7 separate regions of the Homo sapiens genome follow, and all the other regions are linked to region 4. Evidence: chromatin loops called from intact Hi-C (ENCODE). Cell type or tissue: psoas muscle. All regions are shown on one strand.

Region 1 (4,000 bases), 990 kb after region 4:
GTGTTACCTAAAGATCACACACTGTGGTAATGAAAAGATTTTACTTCTTATCTGACTTCTAAAAAATATTTTCTAAATCAAATCTTGGCCTAGTTTACCAATGTTTTTGCTTGTCAACTTCCTAGTAAACAGAAAATTGTATAAACTCAGTGAATATACTGTTCCATGCATATGTTTCTATATACAATGTTGGCCTTTACTGCAAAGGGGAAAAAAGAGGAATTCTGGGAATGGAAGAAATGTAACAAAACCCCAAATTATATTTGAAGGAACTTGCCTAAATGTGGCTAGCAAAACAAGCTTATTACACTTACTGCTTTAGCTTTACATTCTTCTGTAAAATGAAAAATTAGCTTCCAACTGAGAAACACGCAGGTTCCTAGTCTATAAATAGTTGTTTCCTTCATTTCTACCAAATATAAATTGTTTACTGTTTTTTCTTTTTTTCTTACCTATAACAGTTTTCCTTTCATCTTTTCAGTATGTCAAGACTGTCCCATAAAACAAATATATTGTGTGTTAGAGGTGGAATTAGAAGTATCTTTAACTCAAACATTATTGGAAAAAAGTTGTAATTGTGTAATTGTATACTTTATCCTAAAATTGTTTTTTTTTTTAACTTGAGTGGAAATTGGGAGAAAATACTGGCAGATTCAGTTATGAGAGGTACATCCAAACATGGTAGGCTTCTGGATACAGCAGAGCAAAATCCTCTAAGTCTAAAACAAAAGTATCTGTTTTTAAAGCTGAGGATTGGGCAACCTTTCTTAGTCATTCTTGAAATAGAAAAGTTTACTTCAAATATTATATCAAGTTTAGCTGCTTTTTTGTTTCTTCTCTAAAGACGTGTTGTCTCAAAGAAACAGTTGAACCTATTTTATTAAGTGATTGTAAGGTATACATTTCAAGATAATTCTAGAATGCATTACATTGCAAAAATGCAGGAATCACCTTGGCAGAATAATAGTAAGATGTATTTCAAAAATTATAAAGTGATTTTCCTTCAAATTGCTTTATTCTAACCTTCCTGTAAACATATATGAAATGTATTACCTAAAAGTTTATTTTCCAAAGTTACTGAGTTGACACTTTACATAGTCTTAGACTTTGTGCCCCTCACATCACTCACATACTTTATTTATTTATTTACAGATTGAATGAATTGTGTTTTAGAATGATTTATTTTGGTTTCTGTTTTATTAGGTTGAATTAGAATTCAAAATTACTTGACATCGGCTTTCAGAATGTTTCATCTTTTGTTGCCACAAGCATGAGTCATTTTCAAAATAATTATCTCAATGGACTTTCTCAATCTTTAACTTCTCAATATCTAGTTATCTAAATTTGGGAAACATATGTATTACCACTAATAATGTTTGTAAAGCAAGCCTCAAATAATGTGTAACATATAAATTCAAAGTCAAATGTATTCTCGTTACAAATATATTTTATTTTAAAAGACTGTATCACCAATATTAACAGCTATTTTAACACAGTGACAAATGGACAGATAAATCAGATATTATAAATCAGTAGCATTAAATGTCTTTATAAAAGAAAAATTGAATTGAATATTCTCATAATGCTTTGTAGAAGATAGGCTTTGATATCTTAAACTTAGATGTATAATTTTCTGAAAGAGAAAGGTGATATTGCTGCTTTAAAATGCAATTTCAGGCAAAAAGGAAATTAGACACAGGATCATAATAAAGCTGAAGAAAATAGCAAAGATTTGAAGGCAAACAAATTCTTTATAACTGCACAGCAATTTGAATGGGATGGAGATTATAACAGAAATCAAGGTTTAAAGAGCATTAAGAAATAGATAGAAGACAATAATACCCATTTTCCGTCTCATTTTATTTTAACTGGACAAGGGCTTAAACTGGGGGAATTGGAAAAATAATTAGGATATTCCCATTTAATTGCCCTTGGTTGTTGAATTAACTGTATAATGGATGCACATAAAAATTCTGCTGCATTGAAACAACACCAGTATTATTTAGCCCAAAGTCTTAGTTTGAAAGGCTAATCAGCACCATATTACTAACCTGTAACACTTCAAACTCCAAGCCAACAATAGCTGAATATACAAGAAAAATCTACTAGAGCTGTGCCTAAGCATGAATGACGCTCCAAATCCTTGTTAAGGGAGGAGAAGGTTAAACTACATAAGTTTACTTAAGTCTGCTTACTCTTTAGAGTGATTGATTATAAAAGTGTGTTTCTAGTAGAGGAAATACCTTTCTAGATATCTTGTGATATAGCCAAATACCTTACCCTTGTATAGTTATATTGTTCTTCTTATTAATAAATACTATATTTTGTATAGTTTTCTCTTTTCTCTATAAATTGATGTATCTGAAGGCAAAAACTTATTACCTAATAAAAATATCACCATCTGGTGGTGACTCCTATAAACTGCAAACACGTAATCCCCGAGACTCCCAAATAGTATAAACACCTAATATATAATCCCTAAGACTTCTGAGAGTTGTGACTGACAGAGGCAACTCTTTGAAGATAGCAAATGGCACAATATTACTTAAAAATATAATAAAAGAGTCTTAGTTATGCATTTTTTGGAAGCTTTTCTTGATGTGGTTCTATAATATTGGATTTTACAAATCGATTTTCTCTTAATTTCTTATACTTTTCAGCTACCTTCATTCATTTCTTCATTCTAATATTTAATAAATGACTACTACATACTAAAAATTGTTCTAGATACTTGGTTTTATAACTTTTGAACAAAACTCAAACAAAACAAATATATGTTTTTACATTTACTGTGAGTTTGAGACAACCACAAAGTCAGAGAACACAGTCCACAAAAGATTGCTCTCACTCCTGACACAAATCGCAAATTCAAGGAATTCCCAAAACCACTGCTAGTTTCAATAATTCACTAGAAGGACTCACAGAATTCATAGAAAACTGTGTACTCATGGTTATGGTTTATTACAGCAAAAGGATACAGAATAAAATCAGCCTAGAGAAGAGGTCATAGAGCCAAGTCCAGGAAAAGTTGTAAATGTGGAACTTCTATGGTACTCTCCCCATGGAGTCATGGACGGCATTACTTTCTTTGGCGACGATGTGTGACACCTTGCACAGACTACTGCCAAGCAGAAAATCTCAACTGAACCTTGGTGTCCAGAGTCCTTCCTGGGGCTGCATCATGGTAGGAGCAAGGGTAAGCATGGTTGACTACTCACATGACTGATATCTCTTTCTGGCTCTCCAGGAGGCCAAGTTGATACAGAATGCCCAAAACTCCCCTCTCAAAAACACATTGTTACTATCTGCTGGTCCAAGGCCCCCAGACAAACAAAGATACTATTTTCGGCTATGACATTCCAAGGGCTTAGAAATTACCTCCCCCAAAGCCAAGGACAAAGGCCAAACCTCTCTTTGGATAGGTTAAGTTCTTTACTATATATTTACATATATACATATGGTAGTGATAAGTGTGTGGTACATATATATGTATGCTGGTATTAAGTGTGTTGACAGAAAATAGGGACCAGAGGTAACAATGGCCAAAGAATAAAATTAGAATAAAGGGACAAAGATGGGAAGAGTGCTTTTTTCAATAATTTAGTCAGAAAAGCCTTCACTGATAAAGTAACATTTCATCAGAGTCTCAAATAAAGTGAGGAAACATGCTATGTGATTATCTAGGGAAATCATAGTCCCAGCAAAGGGAACAGCAAGTATCCAGAGGTAGGAGTGTGCCTTTTGTAATCTGTGAAACCATTAAGGAGGTCAATGTGAATGCAGCTGAGTGAGAGAGGTAGAGAGTGGTTGGAGATAAAGGCAAACAGATAATGGCAGGAGGAAACTGGCGTTGCAGACCAGGTATGAACATCTAGTCTTGTTCTAAATGAAGTGAAAAACCATTGGAGGGTTCTAAGCAAAAAAGTGACATGATCTCATTTCAAAAATGATTGTCTATTGCAAGGGTCAAAGACTGTACAGACACAAAGACCACCACAGA
Region 2 (4,000 bases), 560 kb after region 4:
TCTGTATTAACCATTGGCTGTAACAGCCAATCTACAGAATTGCTGTGAAGATTAAGTGGAGAAGCTTACATTTTCCAGAAGATAATTTTTTTGTTTTTTTTTAATTGCTTTCAACATATTAAGTTTTTGTGGACCCTTTGAGACTCTGGTAAAATCATGAACATTATATACCAGCAATATCCACACATATACATAACATAAAAATTTACATAGCATTTCTAAGATTTCAAAGACCTCCAAAACTCCATTCAGGGACAACAAGTTAAAAAAAAGCCTGAATTTAACTTGGTTGGGTCTCCTTAACCTCACTGTCTCCCAACTAGAAGGTGAAAATAGTGATCAACTTCCCAGCTTCCAGTTCTAAGGGCTGAGAGGCCTACACATAATTTGAGGATAGGTTCCATACCACTTCAAACTGCTTAACAACGTGTTATTCAGAAGTCCTGGTTTGAGTTTGCTTTATAAGTATAAATTTAGAGCTAAAAATGGAGTGGAGAGAGAAACAGTTTGGTCAAAGTCTTTGGTCTTTGTAAAATGCAAAATATTTGGAAAATAGTCTGGAGGGGTTGGTGGCATTTAGCCATTCTAAGTGCCAAGAATCACATCTTGTCAGCTCTTGCTGATTCGCCGTTGACCTCAATGACCTCTATGTCCCTTCTTCATTAGAGCACACTGGGAGAGTGAAAGGATGGCGCCATTTGGGACCACACTAGGAAAAACAAATTCTACAAGTTGTACATTTCATCATTTTTTTTCTTCCACTTAAAAATCTTGACAAAGGTTTATCAAGTTGCTTGAAACCCCATTATGATTCAAATCAACAAGTTCTACAGAGAAAACCCACTGAACAATTTACTGTGGCTTGTAATATCTGTTCATATTCTTCTTAGCAGACACAACAACAAACCTCATTGTTTACCACTGGTTACTGAGACCAGAATAGGTAAGAAACAAAAGCCATCGTCAGATTTGTTTTGTTTTCCAGTTGGTTCTTTCTTTGAAAGAAAAACAACTGTCTTTTAAATCAAATCCTTACCCTTTTTTCTACTTCATTATTGGTAGGTCCAATTATAATTAATGAGCAACTAATGAACATTCGTTAACTTAGACAGTAATATTTTTATTTTTCTTTGGTTGATTCAAGAACAGCTACACAGATATTTACTCAAGATTATGAATTTAAAAACTTGACTAAAGGTGAAAAGTTATGACATAAAAGAAATGCCAAACATCTTTTCGTTTAGTAGCATAAAAATGCTATCAAGCAAGGGCATAATCTGAATTTTTTAAAAATTGATGTAGATCATTGAATTTGGCAAGAAGAATTTGTGTGTGTGTGGTGGGCAGAGGTTTAAATGGGTCAATGAGTTAACAAAGGCCGGTTCCTCACTGTCTGAAATAATTTACCGATTAAAACTCCATTCACCTGGTCAAACATGTTCTATCAATTTCAATCCTGTTTTGAAATTAGAGGTTTGCTCAACTTGAAAGGAGATTTATAAATAATTTATAAGCATTGATATCCATGCATCAGAGAAAGCGTAGAGAGATGAATTAGCCCTATTTTAAAACTTAGTAGTTAGAGTTCCAAATAAAAAGTCTCAAGGAAACACAGTGAATTTAGTAAGTTCCCAGTTAGCCAAAGCTATTGGCTATTGGCTGAATATCTGGTTCTTACGTAAGTTTACTCTGCATGTGACCTACGTACATTTATGTAAATTTACTTACATAAATTTGAGACAGTTATCAATACAATAGTACTTACATGTAAGAAAGTATTTAAGTTAAAGCAAATACTTAATGGTTCTTTTCATTTTAGCACTCACTGAAAATCAGGCATTTCAAAGTAACACCAGAATGTTTATATCTTTTATATTAAATAGATAGACAATTTAGCCAAAATCTTATTCTGTACTCTGCAACTCTGCTTAGCATATTGTTCAAACTATACAATGACAAAATTCCATTTTAAAGAAAATTAAAGTAGGATAAATTTAAAGAAAATTAAAGTAGGATAAATTTAAAGAACAATGAAAAGACTACAGACATCAATACTACTATATGAAAATTAAGTGATACCCCCATAGAATGTTTATTCCACTATCACATTTAGAGTATCAAAAATTCTCTTGGGAACAGAGATTACAGTATTTTGAAGCAAACTTTCAGTTTATAATTCCTTGACAAGTACAATTTATTAGCAGAAAAAATATTTTGAAAAGGATTTTGTTCTTTTTCTTAACATGAACCACAAAGTGCTTTTCTGTCTTTTTCTAGATACAGGCCTACATACATTAATTTTATGTAAAACCAGCTCCCTCTAGTGATAACAATAATGTTTCCAGCAAGAAACGAACCGGCTTTCTAGATTATTTATATAAAACCCTTTGAAATTGAATCTCAAAATAAACACTTGAGAAGATCGACTTTTATTATAGAGGATAAAAATTCTAATAACCTTCCAAGTCATTTGTTAATAGTCTTTCTTAGTTTAATGCTCTTTTAAACATGTCAATACGGGGAGTGACCCTGGTGTTCAACTTGTTCTCTTTGCTCACTGGGAAAGCCAGGCCCAGAAATATAAATGCACTCTGGTATGTTCAATAAAAATCAGTTTACGTTTTTTTTTTTTTAAATCCAATAAAGAAGCTTATGATTCAATAGAAAGATATGATTTTTAAATGCTAATTTCTGTACACAGACATAAATATCACTATTTAAATCAGCACTTTAAATATCCAGTTGCTTTCTTTGATATCACTGAGGATGAAAACTGAATTGTGTAACTTTAGCAATGTAAAACATCAGACAGCTGTTGAAGAATGAACTCCTCACTGGAACTCCTGAAGTTTGGCTATGGTTGGTATGATGTAGAACAGTAGTTTTTAATTTTTGCTGGAAAACACTAGTTAGCAAATTTTTTTGTTTTGTTTTGTTTTGTTTTGAGACGGAGTCTTGCTCTGTCGCCCAGGCTGGAGTGCAGTGGCGCAATCTCGGCTTACTGCAAGCTCCGCCTCCCGGGTTCACGTCATTCTCCTGCCTCAGCCTCCTGAGTAGCTGGGACTACAGGCGTCTGCCACTAGGCCGGCTAATTTTTTTGTATTTTTAGTAGAGACGGGTTTTCACCGCGTTAGCCAGGATGGTCTGGATATCCTGACCTCGTGATCCTCCTGCCTCGGCCTCCCAAAGTGCTGGGATTACAGGCGTGAGCCACCACGCCTGGCCGTTAGCAAATATTTTGGGACTTACAGGCCACGTGGTCTCTGTCGCAAAAAATTAAGCTCCGCTGTTGTAGCATGAAAGCAGTGATTGATTTGTTTGTGTTGAATCACCCTTCTATCCCTGAGATAAATCCCACTTGGTCATGATGATCTTTTTAAACAGGTTGTTGAATTTAATTTTTTTAGTATGTTTTTGAGAGTTTTTGCATCAGTGTTCATAAGGGATAATGGCTTGTAGTTTTCTTTTTTTGATGTGTCTTTGTTTTTGGTATCGGGGTAATACTGGCTGAGAGAATGAGTTTGGAAGTATTTTCTACTCCTCCATTTTTTGGAATAGCTTGAGTAGAATTGGTATTATTTCTTCTTTAAATAAAGATTTAAATTCTGCCATGAAACCATGGGGTCTCTGGCTTTTCTTTGCTGGGAGACTTTTTTATTTTGGCTTCAATCTCTAGTATATTTTATATTATTTTATATAGTTGCATAGTATATTTTGTATACTAGTATAGTAGTATATTTTGTATATTTTATATTGCATAGCTGCCCAGTATATTTTGTAATATACACTTTTTTAGATTTGTATAATGTTTGTAAAAAGGCAAAAATTCCAACACAAAAATGGGCACAAATATAAATAGAATAGTCACACAATAATAATAATAATGGCTCTTAAATATAAAGAAGTGATCAACATCACTCATAATTGGAAAAAAATTAAGTTACACTGTATTTTTTTCTTTTTCTTAAATTGTCTTTATTCTTTATATTTTTTAAAAAAT
Region 3 (4,000 bases), 140 kb after region 4:
CCTCCTGGGCTTAAGCGATCCTTCCACCTCAGCCTCTCGAGTAGCTGGGGTCACAGGCATGTGCCACTATGCCTGGCTAATTTTGTATTTTACTTTTTGTAGAGATGGGGTTTCCTTGTGTTACCCATGCTGGTCTTGAACTCCTGGGCTCAAGCAATCTTCCTGCCTCAGACTCCCAAAGTGCTGGGATTACAGGTGTGAGGCACTGCACCCAGCCCTAGTTAGTGTTTGAATCCCTATTTCTTTGGTGTTATAAAGCTGCCATACGTCTTAGCATTACATCTTTGATGCAGTATGTCAGAGGACATAGAGCATTCATAGCATGTAAGAAGGATTTACACCAAGGTAAAACGATAATACAGATACTTGGCTCCATTTGTCTTCCTGGATATAGCATAAATGTCAGATTGGAGATTCTATCAAGTGTATTTATAAGAGTGAAATGGGATGCTAATATGCCTAATACCCGCAAAATTGTCAGTTTCTGGGTAGAAGGAAAATCCAGAGTATAAACATTTATCATAAATATTAGTCTTTCCAGTCTTTCTATACTTCCCCAAGTTGGAAACTCATCATTATTTCTGGCAAGAGCCAATGATTATTTTTCTGCCAGACTTCCTTTGTACAACTGAGAAGATCTGTTTTGTCAAGCAAAATAGAAGCACAACATTTTGTCTATGAGGTTGAAAGTGAAAGTAGTGTTTCTCACTGTTTTAGAGGAAATGCAAAATACAAAGAAGCAGAAATTAAGAAACCATTGTTAGATAAAAGATTAGAATGCGATAAACATGTGCCAGTTTGACCACCAGTCAGATGTGACTCCTCTGTCCACTTGACCAACCAAATGGTCAACTTCTTCAGACTAGAGACTGTGGATAAAGACACTTACTTTTGGCTTTTGCCTAAGTCATCTGATTATGCTAGTGACTCCATATAACATTTGATGGCCATTTCACTTTTGAAAAAAAATCCAATCAGAAAGTCATGGTGATCTTTGAAAAAGGGTGGGGAAAACAAGGACATAATGGATACAAAGCTTATATCATTCATTTTCTAAAAATTCAATTTGAAGCTAGTGGGAAATGCAAGACTACAGAGATAAAAGCTCCATTTAATCTTAATATTTTTCAAGAAATAAATGGGGTAGAGATTTACACAGGAGTTGGCAGTTTGGAACAGAGTTGACTAGGCATAAAAGCAATAGTATTAAAAACGTTTGTTTTTATTTTGTATTTTTGAGACTGGAAACTGATAAAAATTTCTGATTAGGAAACTTTGAGAATAGAGTCTTTCTTCTTTCCAAAATAACAAATGTCTTTTAGTTTGAGAGCTCCAGCTGTGGCAACAAGAATGATAAATGCTTTTGAGAAAATTAGCAAGGTTTTGCCCCACTTAAATGGTTAACAGTAACAGCAGCACAGACCCAAACTTGATAAAACTTTGGTACTTGTTATTTGGACTAAAATTTTGTCTCACTCGATTCAGACACGTAAATGGGAGTTTTCAGTTTATCCTGCCCACTGATTCATAACTGGGAGACAGATTCATGGGAAGGCAGCATTGGACACATACTCCTTCTCTTGCTGAGAACCACCAATATAATCTAATTCTCTTTTTTTAGGTGAGAGAAGCAGAGGCCCAAAGGAATATTGCAAATACCCAAGGTCACCCTGTCAGGAGTGGCAGAATAGGGCTGGAACAAGGACTCTTTTCTCTGGACAGCTTGCACCTACAATCCTTTCCATCTTGCACCTACAATCCACTCGAACACTGCAGCATGGAGGCAGACTCCTTGCCAACGGGTATTGTCGAGAGCTTCTTCCTACCATCATTTGTGAGTTTCATCAGCTCCCAACCCTTTGTGTCTCAGCTTCTAAACTTTCTTTCTTTGACCAGAACTCAGCCATAGTAGAACTGGATTTATGGATGGAATTAGAGATATGTCTTATCTGATGTGACAACTCCAAAGAATCGGTAGTGCTTTAGAGACATCAGAAGGCTCTACAGAACTCAACAAGAGTACCATGTAAAATTCATGATGTCTGGATGTGTGAGGGATAGGGAGGCATTGCTATTTTTGACTTTGATCTATCCTTTAGGCCCAGAAAATCTTATATTTGTAGACAGAGGGGATCCAGGCACTGGAGAGTTGTTCCTCCATAGGGATGGGAGCCTAATGTTTTAAAAAGCTAACAGTGAAGAGTCTAGTGGCTTTTTATAATTTGTACTAGTCACTCTTCACTTCTGGCTCTTCACCTGCTCTGACATGATGGAAATAAAATAAGTTAGAGACAGCTGTTTTATTAGAGCTGGAAGCTCCTATTACTCCAACTACAAATGTCACTTAGGTAAGTTTTAAATGTATTTTAGGGAAATATAAGTATACTTGTAACGGTGGTTGTGATAAAGGAGGAAAGGGTAAGGGTATCCACAGTTGGCTTGAAACTATAATTTCAATGCTTATAATAATTTTTGGAAGGATTTGAAGAAATAAGTCCATTAAAGGCTCAAGTAAGATGGTAACATGCAGTACATTCATAGTTGCACTATTTGTAATAGCGCCAAAATGGAAAGTTCTCAAGTGCCCATCAACAATAGGATGAACAAATTGTAATAAGTCCCACAATAGAACATTATTCTGCAATGAGAATGAAAAGATCCACAATCAGCACAATACAGAGGAATCTCACAAATGTAAGGCTGAGAGAAAGAAGCCAGGCACAAAAGAATACATACTGATTGATTCTATCTGCATAAAAGACAAAACCAGGCAAAGCTAGTGAATGATATTAGAAGTCAGGATAGTTGTTGTTCTGGGAGTAATAAAGTGACAAGGAGGTGCTTTTAGAGCGCTGGTACTGCTCTGTTTCTTACAGGTGCTGGCTACAGGGCCATTGTTCAGTTAAAGTTAAGTTTATTGAACTGTATACTTATGCTTTATGCAATTTATGTACATATGTTATAGTATTTCTGTAACTTTTTTTTTTAAAGGCAAATGGGCATTTTTCAAGAGACAGGGAACTAATACTCATCATTTAGATAGAAATTCCCTGCTTTCATCTTTTGTTAGGAAAAATAAGAATTTTGGAAGTGCTCCTCTTTTGTAAAATCTTAATCAAGTAATGAACGAAAATAGTCAATACAACAGGAAAAGAGAGGAACAGAAGCCTCAAAAGATGAATTCCTATCAAGCAGTAAACAGTTCTTTTCCAGAACTCTTTGTGACTTATAATTCTAGAAGGTCCATCAGAGGCCTCCCATTTCTATTCAGAAATGCACTTCTAAAGTTAGACAGTTGTCACAGTCTTAGGGAGCAATGAGTTCACAATTTCAATTTATTATCAAAATATTTCCATCTGATGACAAACCTGAAAAGACAGGAGATGCAGAGCTACATAGGTGCAGATTTGCCCTTTTATCAGAGACACTCTCAGGGACAGATTTAATTTTGAAAGTCCAATTTGAAAACCACAAGTATATATATCTCTAGACAACTGTCCAATGGCAATTTTTACCCTAAAGTTTGTGCTTAAATCTTTTCATCAATATGATTTATAAGTTTAAATAGTCTCAAATTTTCATCTGTATATCGCTTTATAGATCTTGGTTCACAACTGTTTATTTTAAGCTGAAACTTCAATATTCATTGATTACCTATAATAATAGTTACTCATAAATGTAGTTAATAATTAAATATAAAAATTATTATTTTTACATTTATATAAATCTCTGAAAAATACCAAGTTTTGAGAGATAGAGCAAGAAATTGCTTAGAAAATTGCAGGAAGCCTGAAGAATCTCAGCATCAGTCAAAGCAGGTACAACAAAAAACAATTTTAGACATTCATTTTTTGCTTTAAGAGTGCTTAAAATAAATGATCACAGAATGAATAACTGATGTATGGCAAAAATGAGTTTAAAACTATGTAAGCTCCAAGGCCCCAATGTGTATAAGAATTCTTTGGAAGGATTTTGAAGGACTGTAAATGTTGCAAATAAA
Region 4 (4,000 bases):
TCCGCCCCAGTGTGCACTCCTCCTAGTGTGCATGCCGGTTGGAGTTTCTCCAGGGACCCCTTTATGCTTGGCTGTCTGGTTCCCGCACTCTAAAGAAGTACATCTAACTGCCATTAAAATAAGGATGAGGATGAAGATGGATCTTAACTGCTTCCTGCTGACAGGGGGTGCTGTTTTGGGAAAAATAGATCTCTCTCAGCGGCCTATCTAAAGGTCCCCAATAGAAGGGGCCATCATCCAAGGCTCCAGTTGCATGACCATTTGGAGTTTGATGGCCTGAGGGCAAAAAGAGACAAACCTGATTATTAGAAAACATGTATCAAAATGAACAAGCATTTTCATTTTGGGAAATGGGAGGGGTAAGGACAGCTAAAAAATCCCGAGGCCTTTTACCAGTTTGCACAGGGAGAGGGAGGCTAAAAGCCTGACTGGTAAAAAACCTTTGCGTTTTTGCCAGCATGCTGGGCTTCTGGGTTCTCTTCCCCTGAGCCCAATCCTAAATCCACCAGTTTAAGGTTTGGGAAATTAACTCTTTCCAGTTTGGAGGATGCATCTGAGGGGAGTGTTCTATAGTATGGAGACACAGTTACCTATCAGTGGAGAGAGGACAGAGGAGGAGAAAGGAAAAAAGAAGGTGTTATTTCAAAGGGGTTCAGGATGCATTTGAAAGGGGTATAGACTGAAGATGAATGGCTACCCATCTAGAAAGAGGGGAGCAGACATCCCTTGTTCCCTTCTTTTCCTAGCAAATACCTGGGGTACGTGAGGGAAAGAAGGAAGAGCGCCCTCTTTCTTCCTTGCATCCCTGGGTCCTGGCGACCTTGGCAGCCACCACCCATGGGTGCCAAAGAGGCCTGCACCCATGAAGCAGGGAGGGCCTAGAGAATAGGAATTATCCACTCTCACCTATGTCTCTATCCCCCCCTACTGTCAGTAGCCTTGGAGTTCCCTAGACCTCATTTATGCCATGGATACTAGCATTACCTTTATCCATGAAATGGGAGGCTTGGCTTAATCAATAGGAATTAGCCATGTTCACCTGCACTGTGCCTTTTAACCTCTGTTATCGTCTACCTCTGGATCCCTTAGATCCAGTTTTCTTTCCTAGGGCTTTGACCCGAAGCTTGGAATAGAGTTTGGGACAAAAATGTGTCTTGGAGGGGTTGCATGGACTCCTTATCATAAGCCGAATGCTAAGGTGAAGCCGTGGAACTGCGTCCTCCAAGAGAGAGGAAAGAATGTCTTGTGACACACCCAGATAACTGGTGGCTATAGTTATGCTTGCTAAGATTTGGGTGCATGGGGCTTGGATTTGGTTAGCTCCCTCGGTCTTACTTTCCCCAAAAGGAAACCTCTGGGTGATCGGCATCCTATTTATTCTCATCACCTGGCAGGATTTACAGGATAATTGCTCAGAACTAGAATATTGATCCAGATTTTTACAATAGCACTATAGTAAATATGTGTTGAACCAATACAAGTAGGTAAGGTGAGATGGTTTCAGCCTGCAGCTTGTATTACAAAGAACCCTCCCAGTTTAAAGAGAAACAAGAGATAGGAAGAGTTGCTGCTTGGGATCTTCTTGGGGGAAAGGGGAATTACCCTGGGAATGGTGCTAACAAAAGGTCTTTACCAGAAGAAATTCAACCTCAGAAAGTAATGGATACTAAATTTAGGACTGAGTGAGGTTCAGATTGTAAATGAATACATATCTTTAAATGTTCATTTATTTATTTAATTCATCAAATTGAAATTTGCACAATAAATCTAAACTCACAGCATTAGTTCAAAGGAAGAGTAAAAATTAAAGTGCAAAGAACCAACTGGCTATATTGAATTTATATAAATGAATGACATTTATCCAATTTCTGAATAAATATTAACGTTGAAAGCCATGTGGCACAGGCCCCAGCTCCATTGTGTAGCATTTAATGATCACCCCCAGCTCTCCTGTTCTAGGCTATGTACTTGGTTGTTCCTGTCAGTCACGTGGGCATTATCCCTGTGGCATGTGCCATAGGTAATACAGACTGGTTGCATTGAAATTAGAAGGGTGGTAGATAATCCAGTTAATCCTGATGTCCTTAAATGTTATACCATTCTTTATCTTGAGTCTTTGCAATTCAAATTGAATTGAAGGTAAAGGCTGTATCTATTAATAATAGAAACACTGGACTCATTTGACTCACAAAAAAATGAAAACTGAGCTCCTTTAGAAATTCACACTCATAATCATAATTTTCTGCAACTAAAAACCATTAGTAACAATGCTGGCATCAATTGGAGAGGTCCTCTGTTTTCAAGTGTAATTACAAGAATAAACTGAGTGTTCGCAATCCGCTCACTAGAGGGTGTTAGACACCAAATAGTCACCTTGTCAAGGACAGTTGTGCTGGATCTAATGCAGCAAATCCCACCAAGTCTTTAGAAGGCTAGATGTCAGACTTGCTGTGGACAAATCATCTTTTCACAGATTTCAAAAAAGAGTGCCTTATTAGTGTATTTAACAAATCAGAGTAATTTTAAATTGTTTTTCTAATTAAAAATAAATGTTTACTATAGGAAAATAAAGTACCTTAAAATATGAAGAAAATTTAATTCCACCTATAACCAAGCTGAATTTATATTGTGTTTAACCGTATGGACCTACTAGACAACAAAACTCACAATTTCATATGATTTAACGTACTATTTTGGTATCTGTCTCTTTTTCCTATGCGTATACAGTGATAAGAATTTGCTTTTCATTTAATACTATAGAGAGATTGTGAATTAAATATTTATGTATGAATATATTACTTACTAGTTTGTGTTATTCAAAGTTCTCAAAATTGTATTTAAAATTGCTTAGTCTTTTTTACCTGTAATTTTTTTAGCTGCTCAACAGCAACAAAAAGGCAACATTAAATCGGAGTGACCACTCTTGTGTTAAGCATTAAGTATAACAGAAAATTAAAAAATTCCTTGATTTCAAGGCATTTATAATCTCATTGGGAAAAGGAGATTAGTGTTGCCTGAATGAGTAAAAGTGAAACACATAAAATTCCAGTATAAAGTGGTCTTATATTCAGTTACAGATTCTAAGTGCTACAGAAGCTCAGAGAAGAAAGAAATCAAGATTATCTGAAATTTTCAACAGACTTGCTGGAAGAAGCAGAATTTAGAATGCAGTTCTAAGAAGGCAGGGACTGGGTCTAACTTTCTCCTTGCTGCATTCCCAGGGTCCAGGGAAAGGCATGGAATGCAGCTGGTTTTAAAGAAATTGTCAGTGTTACTGCCTGTTGTGTGTAAAGAAGGTGCTGCTAGCCTCTAGATGAACATATGTCATTGGAGATATTTTCCAGTAGTGTTAGGAGGCCATTCACTCTTGCATGGGGTTTTCCTATTGTTTTTTATTAGAGGGATAGTTAGGTTCTGGAACACTGTCTAGGGTCACAGATCAGGGTGAAGGGTGAACCGACTCTTACTAACATTGAACTTTTAACTTGCCCTTCATAGGCAAGGAATAAGCTAATCTGCTATTGATAATATAGAAAATATGTTAGCCAACAGTGTATCATGTCTGGAAATGAGGATAAAATGTGAAATGTGAGAGGATATATATGTATGTGTATATATATATACACATATATATATATATACACATACGTACGTGTATATATATATACACATATATGTGTGTGTGTGTATATATATATACACATAATTTTTCCTTGTAAGATCCAGAATAAAAGCCAAAAGTAATAAATAAAGAGAACTTTTAGAGGCTGGGAGGATGTATGGTTATGGATTTTTTTCTACTTGTATTCCTTTTAAAATCCCAATACAAAATCCTGTTCTGAATGAAGTAGGAAAACAATAATGAAAATTACAATGCAGGGTCAGCCAGTCATTTAAAATGCCTTTCAGAATTTGAAACTAGATCCTGGTTTTAATTTTTTCATGCTATGTGATCAGTGCTGGCTTTAGGCCATGCATCCTTTTAAGTTGCAAACCTCTT
Region 5 (4,000 bases), 370 kb after region 4:
GGATCTCTGGTCAGTATAATTTTAATTTCACTATCTTTCTCCTTTTACCAGCAGCCACCAACTATTTTTGATTCTATATTCTAGCTATTTCAAAATTCTCTCTTTGGTAGATTATAAAAATGATCACTTTTTTTGATAGCCATTTCATCAAGAGATACAGTCTATTTTTCCATTCTTTAATTCTGGGCTGGCTTGGTGACATGCTTTGGCTCAGAGAATGAGACTGACACACAACAGTGTGCATTCTGAGGCTGGATCTCAAGAGGCCTTGCATATTTCTTCTTGATCTCTTGTAGCCTTCACTGTATGAACAATGCCTGATCATTCTTCCAGAGGATGAGAAACCAAAGGGATCAAAAAGGAGCTGTTCCAGCTGAGCCCTTTAGCTTAGCCAGCTCCCACCTGACCAGCTATTAATAGTCGACCAGAGATGTATGAATCAGCAAGTTGAGATCAGGTGAGCCTGGCCCAGATCAGCAGAATTCCAATGAAGCCCAAACCATACTGATGGCCTGCAGACTCTTAAGCTAAATCAGGGTTTCTCAACCTTGGTAATATTGACATTTTGGACTGAATAATTCTTGGGGAGGAGTGGTACTTTCCTGTGCATCATAAAATGTTTAGCAGCATGCCTGGCTTCTAATAACTAGATGACCACAGCATCCTCACCCCCACTGTGACAACCAAAAATGTCTTTAGACATTGCCAAATGTCCCACCCACTTCCCCACTTCACTGGTTGAGGACCAATCAGCTAAATAAGTGGTAGTTGTTTTAAATCTGTAAGTTTTGTGGGTTTTTTTTGTATACAAAATGCTAATTAATACAGATCCCTTTTTTCTAGCTCTACTGACATTTTCTTACATTTGGTTCCTATAACTTTGCTTTGACTAAATTTTTGCCAGCTGCCTAACTAGTCTTTCTATTAATACTTGGGTTTACTCCTGTAACCCACTTCACACATTTCCATTAGTAGTTAAGCAAATAAACACACAAACACAAATCATATCACTGCAGTAGGACCTCATAACCTGCTTGGCAGAATTCCAAACTCCTGACATAAAAGGTCCTTTATCATTCAGTTTCCACTACAAACCATATGAGGAAGTTTGTATATGCCCCTAAAAAGAATGTTGTTGAATTTTAAAGTTGTTAGGAGCAGATTCTAGTATAGTAGATATTTCCTATTTTATTGAGTATTCATTACGCTGTTTTCCCTTGATCTGGGAAAAAATCCCATATCCTTTTTGGGAAATTATCTCTTCACTGTGTGCAAGATTAAGAAGCCTGTCAATCAAAGTATCTTGACTTTTTCTAACCAAGGGGATGGAAACACAACTTTAGGTACGTTAAATAGCATCTGCTCTAGGATGCAGACTCTTGGAGAATGATGCAAAACCCTAAACAATGATAGGTGTGCCCTTATCCTGTGGTAGCCAATTCACTCCTGTATAATAGTCTAATTTCTGATTCCCCAGTTTGTGTTATTTTTTTTTAAGCCTATTGTAGGCTTTTTCACCTGTACTGGCTGTGATCCTCTCAATATATTCCCTTTTTGGTAATATTATTCAGAGTTTTTTCTGCAATCTTAATTGATCACTCTCACAATAGAAAACAACAAAAACCTGAGTAAAGCAAGAATAAATAACAATGACCAATGTGTCTTTTATGACCTTAGATAAAGTGTGCATTAGTTTTCAAACTAAAATTAGTAGTTATCTTTTAAAAGTATAGTTTAACCATGAATTTATCATAAAATGTTATGGCGAGCTAACTGAATCCTTTTTTAGTCCAAAGGAAAGTTGGATGGCCATGAAACCAATAACTTGGTAGTAGAGACATCAATGGGTCTATAAGTCTGTGACTACGTATGCCAAATTTTTGGTATGTATTGCATTCCTTATTATTTAAGTCAATATATATGAACTAAATCTGATTGTTTGAGGTTTTGTGTGTAATATTTTCTCTTAAATATTTTGTAATATTGACAATAATATCATTTCCTTAAAATAACATTAAATTAATTTTAATATATTTCATAATATATACCTTTGACTAAATCAGTGTGGATTTCTCCCATTCCAGCCCTAATTAATGAAATTCTATTATATTTTTGCTATATCTATCTATAGAAGAAGGAAAAATAATTTTCTCTTAACCCTTAGTCTAGCCTCCTTCATTTCTAGCTAGCTATCTAGCTATCAATCAATCAATCGTATATCGAGGAATCAATTTCCTAGATGCTCCAAGTATTTATAAACCTTATCTTGCATGCCAGAAGTGGGGGAATCAGGTAGCTTAGAGTTTATTTATGCTCTATGCCACTTCTGTTTTATATGCATACTTACAAGCAGAAGACATGTTATAAATGTTCTTCTTCTGACTCTGAGACTCCATTATACTTGCTTAGGTTCTTGAGAAACAGGAGGATGCCCTCTTGAGGTAGTTATTAGCGCTGTACTCTTAAATGTATCCCCTGTCTCCTGTTCTAGGCACATGGTATCATACTTTTCATCCTCATTGTGTCTGAGTGAGGCCCTGTGATTGGTTCTGAATAATAAGTTATGAGCAAAAGTAGCACATGATATTTCCAGGGAAATCATTTAATAGCCAAGGCAAGAACCTTCATAATTCTTTTCTCTCTAATTTTTAATGTTTGAGATGGTGAGTGTTCCCTGAATGATTATGAGCAGAGTAGGTGAATGTATAGATTGAACAAGAAACAAGACTTGATTACTTTAAGTCAATAAGATTTTGTCACTGCAGCATAATGTAGCTTTTCTTGCCTGATAATATCTTTATTTCTGCAAAGTAATTCTTCAGAAATCTGCCTTTTCTCCTAATGGTAAATTTGTTTGGACAAGTAAGAAGATCATCTGAAGGCCCCCACTGATTCTTTAGCCAGTAGTCTAGAAGCTCAATCTTGGTCTTCTTTGGTATATTTGAAAGCACACCTAACCTGCCTTCCTACCTTTCTATCCACTTCCACAGGTTTATAAAGTCTCCTGAAATCTTGAAAATGTCTTAGACAAATGCCCATCATCTAAAACTCTATACCTAAAAAAGTACAATCGAGAAATTCTGCCCCCATCATCAACTTTTTTTTTTTTTTTTGGTTTTCAAAATCCTTTCCTTTTACCTAATAAAAGTTTCTCAAATTCCAGCCTGTTTTACCTCTTCTTGAAACAGGAGGGGAGATAATACTATTTATCTCCTTTTTTGACCCCCAATTTAATAAACATCCTTTCTTCCTCCTTCAGTCTTTTTATTTCTGTTAGCTCTCTATCAGTGTGACTTTGATCTTGATGCCTGACATGTGCTTTCACCTAGAGAAGGTGAAAGTAAAATGGGGATAGGGATTGGGGTAACAACAGGTGCTTTTTCTAACATTTTCTACTGAGGGCACAAAGCATGCCCTGATTTTTAAAAAATGCTGTTAGAATTGGTATTCACATGAACTCAGTTCTGATGTCATTTGTGACAGTTGGAGTGTGATAATCTGTAGGTTTTCTGATTCCAGTGAGGTTATATGCCTGCATATTGACAGGAAGGCTAAAGAAAGCCTCTTTTTCTACTCTTTCCATTTAGCTTGAGCTAAGTGACCCAACAGAGACCTATGAAAGCAGAGAGCAGAAGAGAAACAGGGTAGGGCTATGGGTCACACGTAGTGAATAGAGAAGGAGTGACATCAGTACGAAGTCTGTAGCTTAATAGTTTTCACTAACCACAGTGGCAGCTCTGAGATGAGTTTATTTTGAAAATTCAAGGTTGAAGCCTTTTTAATTCTGAGAAAGAGGAAATTTCTTCAGGATATGTTATTCGTTTCTTTATGGTTTGAGTTTAGTTTTGTTTCAATAGACACCTTTTATGAAGCACAAGACTTCTTTTTTTTTTTTAATTCTGGGAAAGGTGGGTATATAAATAAAATGAAATAGTTCCTATATCTCTTATTGACAGGTTAAATGGCTGGAAATGCTCAACTGAAAAACATTCTGGGGCTC
Region 6 (4,000 bases), 240 kb after region 4:
TATGTCAGAAGACAATGTAGAGAAATGTTTTACTGGTATAAAAGGACTTTTTTTTTTCTTAGTTCTTCCTTAGAAATGACAGTCAGTGTCCCTGTAAAGTAAAGCGAAGGGGTGAACCAGGGCAGCCTCAGGGTTAAATTACAGGTGCTCTGTGGAAACTCCATGCCTTGTGGTGTAGTAAAGCTAGTGGATAAGCATTTCTTTCTCCCTGTAAGTTACTTTCCCTTGGCTTCTCCTCCTTACCCTTGAGACTGGGTACTGAAGCAGCTGGGCTCTTAATGGGTCAGCACCCAAGTTTGCAGAAACAGTTACAGAGAAATGAAGACAGTGACAGAAGCTGCATCAAAACAATATAATCTTTGAATCACCTGCAAAGTCTTCCTCCATCTCCCCCTCTTGTAAATGCCCTGTAAATTCTTAAAGGAAGTCTTTTGCTCTTAGTAGCCTTTTTTCAAAAGCATTGAGCAAAAGCAGAAATGATGCAAGTTTAATCTCCTAATTAACTTTGTCGTTCATTTCCAGTTAATTCTGGAAGGTTCACAATTTTTCTTTAAGACATCAGGGGACAGTATCTGGAATCTCACTGTGGAACATATGACTAAACCCCAAATACCTGAATATCCAACTTAACCACACCCAATCCCATAGAGAAGAGTAAGGGGGACAAGTAAACAAAAGAATACAAAAAAAAAAAAAATACCAAGTTGAGGCTTATAGTCCCATATAAAGCAGGGTACGCAAAAACATACCTGTATTCTTAAAATATTTCACTTCAACTGAAGATGTGTTAAATAAAAAGTTTAAACGGAAAAGTGGACACTGCCACAGACGAGAATAGAGAATTAGGAGGTCTAAGATAACAAGAACCTGCAAACTTCAGCTCGACAATATTACCAACAGAATAAATTACTATTTTAAGTGTAAGCTTAATTTCAAAGCAATGTAAAGCAGCAATTCTTATACCAGTTGAGCATAAGCATTACTATATCAGACAGTCAAAGCAGGAAACCTGGATAACTGATTTGTTAAAAAGGAAATCTCATTGACTTACAGACTTAGACTTAGCTAAGCAGTTTTCATCTTCACTGCACATTATAACATTAACTTATATCTGCAGGTTCCTGAAGCTGTGCTATGCAATTACAGTTTGTTCTATGGAAACTGAGGCACAGGAAGAAGGAGAAACAGTTTCCATATTTAAACTGTGTCTGCAGAAGCTGAGGACAGAGGTACTCAGGATAAATCATCTTCTTGTTTCCCAGACATTAATTAGGTGTTTCCCAGCCTGAAATACGGAGTTCTGGACACGAAGTGCCAACCATATTACTCCCCTGGTTAGTGCTGCTCTACAACCAAAGACACAGGGTTAAGTCCAAGAAATTACCAGACAATTTTTTAAAGTGCTAGAACCCACAAAAATGGCAGGGGATGAAGCTACACGCCTTCATACAGTCGATTTGCCGACAAGCACTTTCCAAATGCTGACGCTGCAAGTCAGGTACTAGTTTTCAGTTTAATAAAATTGCCATTTGAATCATATATGGGGGAGGAATCGACTTGATCGAGAAGCTAAAGAGGGATATTTGGTTGCAATTACCCTTATTTTGAAACCAGACAAATAGACTGAAACCAGTTAAGAGGTCTTAAACTTTCATCTACAAAAGGACACACCAGCCCCGCACCGACCAACCCTTGTGAGATTTAAGCATTAATTATATAATAGGAAATCAGGTTAAAAGCAAGATGAAGAGGTGGGATAATGAAAAGATCTTCCGGTTAAGAAAAGTAAAAATAGAAAAGTGAGTTACAAATGAGAAAATCCGACAGAAACCAAAATGAAAACAAACCTTGCTTTTTAAAAAGAAGAAAAAAAAATCAGTGTCTGTACAGCAGAATGGCAAATTCCCAGCCCCCAAATCAGCCCCGGTGCAATCTGGTAGCGCGGATCTCGGTAACAAAACATAACTCCCCAAGGCAGAGGCCGCAGGGAACTATGGAAATGAACCTGAAGAGCCAACCTGACGTGACTTCCAGAGCCCTCCTCCAGGTCACCCTCTGGGCCCCTCTCCCTCCCCTCACTCTTCAGGTCCCAGTAGCGGCTCCTTCCCAGGGCACGCCTCCTCCACGGCCGCAGGGTCCTGGGCGCTCGGATCGCGCTGGACCTTAGCTGCGGACCCTGCTCAGCGCACCTCCCGGCAGCCGCTCCCCTCGGCTGGCTCTGCCCTCCCCGTGCCCGTCCCACGGGCTCCCAGCGCCCTGGGCGCTCGCGCCCTTTGGACCTTTCTCCCTCAGCTCGCTCTCCTGGGACTCACCAGTGGGATTCGGGAGAAGTTGGAGGCTGCTGAGCCGACACATCCCGACCAATGAGCGCACGGGGCCGGGTGGCAGTGGCGGGCTGAGAGCCCAGCCAAGCGCCTCTCAGTCCGTGCATCCGCCCAAGGCGCGCGGGCTCCAGGCTGAGGCCGGACTTGGGGGAGGTTCCGGACCCGCCTCCGCCCGGGCCGTGGGGCGACGAGGCACCTGGGCATCCCTCCGACCCGCACCCACAGAGACTCACCGTGACCCCTCAGCAGATCCCGCGCCAGGAGTTGGGCGGCTGCTCCAGCCTGCTCTCGGTCAAGCTTCGCCACTTGCACATCTCCGCGCCCCGCGCGTCTCGGCGCTCTCACGGCCCACCCCCCCCACCCCCTACCCCGCCTCGCCGCTGCAGGACCAGAGAGAGGAGCAGTTCCCTGGGTGACCTGAAGGTTTCCGCTAGGTCTCCCAAATCCAGTCACTTCATGTGAGGGGGCCGGGGAGACGGGGGGCGGGCGGTGGCAATGAAAATGTCCCATCCTCCCCACCCCCCATCTCACCATTCCCAAAAGGGCTTTGCTAAACATTTTTAGAATTGCTTAGCTTCGGGGCTTTCAAGAAAACAATACACGGGCTCTTCGGGATTCTCTAGTCCTGAGGGGGCTCCATCTCTCCCCTGTGGACCGGAGACTATAATGCTTGCCTCTTCTCACGCTCTTCTTTCGCTCTCTTTCCCGCTCCCTTTCCTCCCTGAATCCAAGCTTCCTTCCTTCTTCATTTAAATGTCCTCTCTCCCTCCCTCCTTCGTTTTCTTTTTTCTTACTCTCCCTCCCCGTTTCCTTCTTTCCTTCCTTGCTCCTGCTTTCTCCACCCCGCTTCCCTCTTTCTTCCCTTTCTTTTCCTTGGTCGAAGTACTCTCATGTCAAGATCTGAACTGAAACTCTCCGCTCCCACCTCCTGACTTCAGGGAATCTTAAAACGTGTGTACATCGGAGGTTGAGGGTGGGGAGTGAGAAAGAGAAAAATAAACTAAAGTGTGTCTGCTCTACCTACTGAAATCAGCCGTAATGCGCCTGGACCCTCACAGTTTAATGCAAGCAAGCAGCGTACCCCTTTCACTCAAGACACAGCGATTCCTCCTCAAAGGGGTAAATACAAACAAGGAAATAAATACTTTAGGCACAAAGGCAGTTTCTTTGTAAAAGCTACCTTTAGCAGCTATAATTGCCAAGGAGCTCAGAGGAACTAAACTTCCTTTTTTTTTTGCTTCCAGTGTACAAGTACCTTTAATACTGATCCCTTTCCTCTTTTGAATCACAGGTAATTACACACACACACACACACACACACACACACACATACACACACATATTCACACTCCACTGCGGAATTCATACTGAAATAAAACTGGGTTTGCAATTATCTGTTTTTAATATCAAAATGATTTGCTGCTTGAGAAGAGTCCCCTTGTGCTAAAAAATTTTCCATCTTTTTCATAGCAGAGAAAGCTGAAAAGCAAGGAGAAAAGGTAGTTCATCCTAATAAGTGGAATACAATGGAGAGACATTTCCCCAAAAAGCTAACCAATCTTTAAATAATTCGATTAATATAGAGGAAAAATGGAGTGTGTAGACCTAACAAGTGCTATTGACGTCTATTTACGCTTTCTCTGTGCATCTTACAGACACTATTTAGTCCTCACAAC
Region 7 (4,000 bases), 1.0 Mb after region 4:
TTCAGTCTACTCTCTTTGTACTTTTAACGTTTCAACTTTTCTTTTTTCTTTTTTTTTTTTGATGGAGTCTAGCTCTGTTGCCCAGGCTGGAGTGCAATGGGACAATCTTGGCTCACTGCAACCTCCATCTCCTGGGTTCAAGTGATTCTCCTGCCTCAGCCTCCTGAGTAGCTGGGATTACAGGCATGCACCACCATGCACAGCTAATTTTTGTATTTTTAGTAGAGACGGTTTCACCATGTTGGCCAGGCTGGTCTCAAACTCCTGGCCTCAAGTTATCTGCCCACCTTGGCCTCCCAAAGTACTGGGATCACAGGTGTGAGCCACCACACCTGGCCTCTGTGCTTTTAACTCTTACAGCCTGCTTTCTAGATACTCCATTTGTATGTTTCATAAGTTCCTCAAAGTCCACATGTAAAAATAAAACACATTAACTTGCCCTGCCCCTCACCCCCAAAATGTTCCTTGTCCTGTGTTTCTCATCTCAGGATACAATGTGCCTCCCCATGGGTTAATAATTCAAATCTTAAACTTGGAGTCGTTTAACCCTTCCAATTCTCCACATTCAATGAATCATCAAATTTAAGTAATTTTATCTTCTAATGTCTCCTGATTCCAATTCTTTCCACATGTAATGCCCTGTCATCCCATTTTGCCTCCCCTACATCACATTAACTAGTTTCCCTGTATCCACTCTTGTCTCCGCTATTTATTTCCAATTGAAGCAGTCAAAATAACCACTGCTCTGCATAAACATATCACTGTTCTTTAAGTGGCACATAAGTTTTCCATAATCAGACCCCTATCTACCTCTTTGGCCTTCCCCATCAGGCTTTAAGATTCAGGGTAGTTGTTTTAAGTTCTCCGATGTCTCACATCATTATCTGTCTTTACACATTGTTCCTTTCACCTGCCATACTTTTCTTCTGCCCATTAGTCTGGCAAAAGTCTACTTATCTCAAAAGTTGTTGCATAACTCACCTAACTCCAAAATTAAATTCTTTTGCTGTAGTATCTCTTGGCTCTTAGGGAGGAAATACTTTTTGTCTACTTTCTTAGATTCAGTGTTTGCAGGCCCCAGACTTAAAGTGACAAAACAGATTAGCAAAAGAAAAGACAGACTTAACCACATACATAATAGAGTTCACAGAAAAAGGTGATTCAGGGAGGTAGAGTTCTGACTTATCTACCATCTTATAAAGGGAAGGAAAGGGGAAAACAGCACGTATGGAAAAAACAAATGACTTTTAGTAAAAATAAATGACACCTTAAAACAGATGCCAGATATGATAGCTTTGTGACAATGTCTATTCAAGTGTGTTGCCAGCTTCTAACCTCCAGTGATAAGAGTCAGTCTTCCTGGGTTTCCCTCCCAGGGAGGAGCTTGATTTGAATTCCTCCGTGTGGTTCTGCATTTAGACAGGTAGATTTCAGAAACTCAAATGTCTTTGCTCAAAATAATTTTTAGGCCACAATGGTGTATTGTAGACCCCTTCCTGGCATACAGCATTTCCCTTTCTTAATTCACTGCACAAAGATAGCCTTTGTCTTTCCCTTAAGACTGTAGGCAAATAAAAGCTCATGCCATACTTGCTTTGTTCAGTGAGTATTCCCAGCACCTTTACATCAGTTAACTGTAACATGAGCTGGATATCTCCTGGTGTACATCCAAGCCTGTGTGGCCCAATTACTTGATTATTCAAGAACAGCTTGTACAAAACACTCAGTGTGCTGGTTAATAAACAGTATGTGGCTTCATATGAACACATGAATCTTCAAAGTAGTTTATTTACATTGCCTAAGAGCTCTGCACCGAATTTGGGTAGACACGCTCATCTTAACACTATTGGATAAACGTACTAAATAGTGACAACACTTTCAAGGAGGTAAGGGGATTTTAAATTACATATTTGAATAGTTGTCAGGCTGTTTTCAAGACTAGAAGAACTCATTTTTTAGAGACTTTTCTTTAGAAGACGGCGAATTGATCCAAGGGTTCTTTTGTTTCAATCAACGTTTACTACCCTAGGACCTAAGTGCAAAAAAACTGCGGATTTACCAGGAATAAGAAAGTAAAAACCAAAAGCTATTGGCTCACTTGCTGGGCCTAGGGAAAGAAAATCTACGAGCCTTTGGCTGGCTGTTGCTCCAGAGGTACAAAGATAAACAACTCGGGGGCTCAGACAGAACCTGATCCCTGCCACCCTCCAGACCACCGGGGTCGTCCTCCCGTGACGTCACCAGAAACCACTGCTTGTGACGCTAAATGGCCCGCCCTCTTGTGCGGTGCTACGGAAGCAAAACGGAAGTGGGCGCACAGTGGCTTCCGGGCCCGGACGCCATTTCCAGCGGTTGCTGGTTCTGACGGGTTGTAGTCTGCCAGGACAATGAGTTATGACTACCATCAGAACTGGGGCCGTGATGGGGGTCCCCGCAGCTCCGGTGGGGGCTATGGAGGGGGGCCAGCAGGGGGTCATGGAGGTAACCGAGGCTCCGGAGGAGGCGGCGGCGGCGGAGGGGGTGGTCGAGGCGGCAGGGGCCGGCATCCCGGGCACCTGAAAGGCCGCGAAATCGGCATGTGGTACGCGAAAAAACAGGGGCAGAAGAACAAGGAAGCGGAGAGGCAAGAGGTAATCTCGGATTCAGTAGTGGAGAGGATGAGGCAGCACAGGTTTTCTTCTCTCTCCCGCTGCCCCCTTTTTCTTGGTTTTGTTTCTTAAGTGATGCACGTGTTTTGTGAAATGTAAATGAGGCGCAAATATATTATGCTGGCGCTCCCCGTAGCGGGTGTACTGCGTAACATTAGCCATGCTCATCTGACCAAAAACAGGCAGGATTTATGCAGGCTGAATATATACTTTGCTTAAAGGACTTGAGAACTGTGACAAAGCAAATGTTAAGTTCACGTTCCAACCGAAATTAACTTTATTAGGAGTGTCGTTGTCGTATCTCTGGCCGTCCTTTCCCTTAGAATAATAATTGTCACTTTAAGGTCTTTGCCTGGTGAAGAAGCACATAGCGACCTTTCTACATTTGAGATAGGTTTGCGCGGAACAAAAGCAGGCAGACACTGTTTTGGATGTGGATCATTCAGAAAAATAGTCCAGCTTTTATTATTAGTGTTAAAATTATCTGCAAACCTAGGTTTTTGTTTTTTATGTTGGGGTGGAGAAATTTCTATTGATGAGCAGATTCTCTTTGAAAAGGAAAATGAAAGGAATCTCCAGAGATGATTTGGCTTACTCTCCTCTCTTCAGGTGATTGTCAGGTTGATTTGTGTCTTAAAGATCTGTAGTAAGGGAAACAAAGTTCTCCGAGTGACTAGTAAATAAAATTCTAATAAAAAATAATTTTTATCATTAAGCAGGAACTTTCTTAGTATAGGCCTTTGGTGACTTTTTAAAAGCACCTTATAAAATGTATTATAGAGTGTAATTAGATCATCATTTAGGCAACTTTTTTTTTTTTTAAGACAGGGTCTCACTCTGTCGCCCAGGCTGGAGTGCAGTGGCACGATCTTAGCTCACTGCAACCTCCGCCTCCCAAGTTCAAGCGATTCTCCTGCTTCAGCCTCCCGAGTAGCTGGGATTACAGGCGTCCGCCACCACCTCCGGCTAATTTTTGTATTTTTAGTAGAGACGGGGTTTCACCATGTTGGCCAGGTTGGTCTCGAACTCCTGACCTCAGGTGATCCACCCAACTCGGCCTCCCAAAGTGCTGGGATTACAGGCGTGAGCCACCACGCCAGGCCTAGACTACTATTTTTAAACCGTTCCATTTCTTTTTATTTCTTTTAACCATGTCATGTTCATTCAGGTGTTTTGGGGGCCTTATCCATTTATCTTCATAATTTAAACTTTTCTTTAAAAAACAAATCCATTTCTTTTACAGCCCCAAATTAACTTTTTCGTTGGGCATACTGGCTTGAAAATCAGGATACGGACGTCTAAGTAACTTTACAACTTTTATTTATTAAGGCTCTGTTTGAAACAAGGTTTTA

The links. A loop is a pair of places that touch in the nucleus more often than their neighbours do. Peaks named below come from ENCODE experiments on the same cell type or tissue, not always from the same donor. Only the 100,000 strongest peaks of a DNase experiment are listed, where the experiment ranks them.
Region 1: a loop joins it to region 4, with 15 times the contacts of the local background. A loop is called at or near these places in 66 of 110 quality-filtered maps.
Region 2: it touches region 4 in a loop (11-fold over the local background); 72 of 110 quality-filtered maps call a loop at or near these places.
Region 3: a loop joins it to region 4, with 4 times the contacts of the local background. A loop is called at or near these places in 7 of 110 quality-filtered maps.
Region 5: a loop joins it to region 4, with 4 times the contacts of the local background. A loop is called at or near these places in 26 of 110 quality-filtered maps.
Region 6: a loop joins it to region 4, with 2.8 times the contacts of the local background. A loop is called at or near these places in 14 of 110 quality-filtered maps.
Region 7: a loop joins it to region 4, with 4 times the contacts of the local background. A loop is called at or near these places in 66 of 110 quality-filtered maps.

What each region holds. Positions count from the first base shown.
Region 1 is chr3:154,333,522-154,337,521 of GRCh38, reverse strand. It overlaps GPR149 (G protein-coupled receptor 149), which reads left to right. Exons shown (of 4, transcript NM_001038705.3): 4 at 1-2,579. Among named protein-coding and RNA genes, the nearest start is that of DHX36, 11 kb to the right of the region's middle. In psoas muscle, a CTCF peak has its summit at 2,417 (motif pointing left); no DNase peak of the experiment used is centred here.
Region 2 is chr3:154,756,794-154,760,793 of GRCh38, reverse strand. No RefSeq gene overlaps it. Among named protein-coding and RNA genes, the nearest start is that of MME, 320 kb to the left of the region's middle. In psoas muscle, a CTCF peak has its summit at 2,343 (motif pointing left); no DNase peak of the experiment used is centred here.
Region 3 is chr3:155,180,906-155,184,905 of GRCh38, reverse strand. It overlaps MME (membrane metalloendopeptidase), which reads right to left. Exons shown (of 23, transcript NM_007289.4): 23 at 1,202-4,000. Among named protein-coding and RNA genes, the nearest start is that of LINC01487, 58 kb to the left of the region's middle. In psoas muscle, no CTCF peak of the experiment used is centred here; no DNase peak of the experiment used is centred here; H3K27ac peaks cover 1,560 bases.
Region 4 is chr3:155,321,618-155,325,617 of GRCh38, reverse strand. No RefSeq gene overlaps it. Among named protein-coding and RNA genes, the nearest start is that of STRIT1, 30 kb to the right of the region's middle. In psoas muscle, a CTCF peak has its summit at 2,345; no DNase peak of the experiment used is centred here; H3K27ac peaks cover 811 bases.
Region 5 is chr3:154,953,396-154,957,395 of GRCh38, reverse strand. LOC105374171 (a long non-coding RNA gene) reads left to right here. Exons shown (of 5, transcript XR_001740568.2): 2 at 297-457; 3 at 1,790-1,883. Among named protein-coding and RNA genes, the nearest start is that of MME, 120 kb to the left of the region's middle. In psoas muscle, CTCF peaks have their summits at 2,227 and 2,430 (motif pointing left); no DNase peak of the experiment used is centred here.
Region 6 is chr3:155,078,314-155,082,313 of GRCh38, reverse strand. It overlaps MME (membrane metalloendopeptidase), which reads right to left and starts at 1,995. Exons shown (of 23, transcript NM_007289.4): 1 at 1,848-1,995. In psoas muscle, no CTCF peak of the experiment used is centred here; a DNase peak (open chromatin) is centred at 2,383; H3K4me3 peaks cover 3,583 bases; H3K27ac peaks cover 1,553 bases; H3K27me3 peaks cover 841 bases.
Region 7 is chr3:154,322,804-154,326,803 of GRCh38, reverse strand. DHX36 (DEAH-box helicase 36) reads left to right here and starts at 2,317. Exons shown (of 25, transcript NM_020865.3): 1 at 2,317-2,630. The coding sequence starts at 2,388. RefSeq lists an enhancer at 2,130-2,424. In psoas muscle, no CTCF peak of the experiment used is centred here; a DNase peak (open chromatin) is centred at 2,283; H3K4me3 peaks cover 2,591 bases; H3K27ac peaks cover 1,966 bases.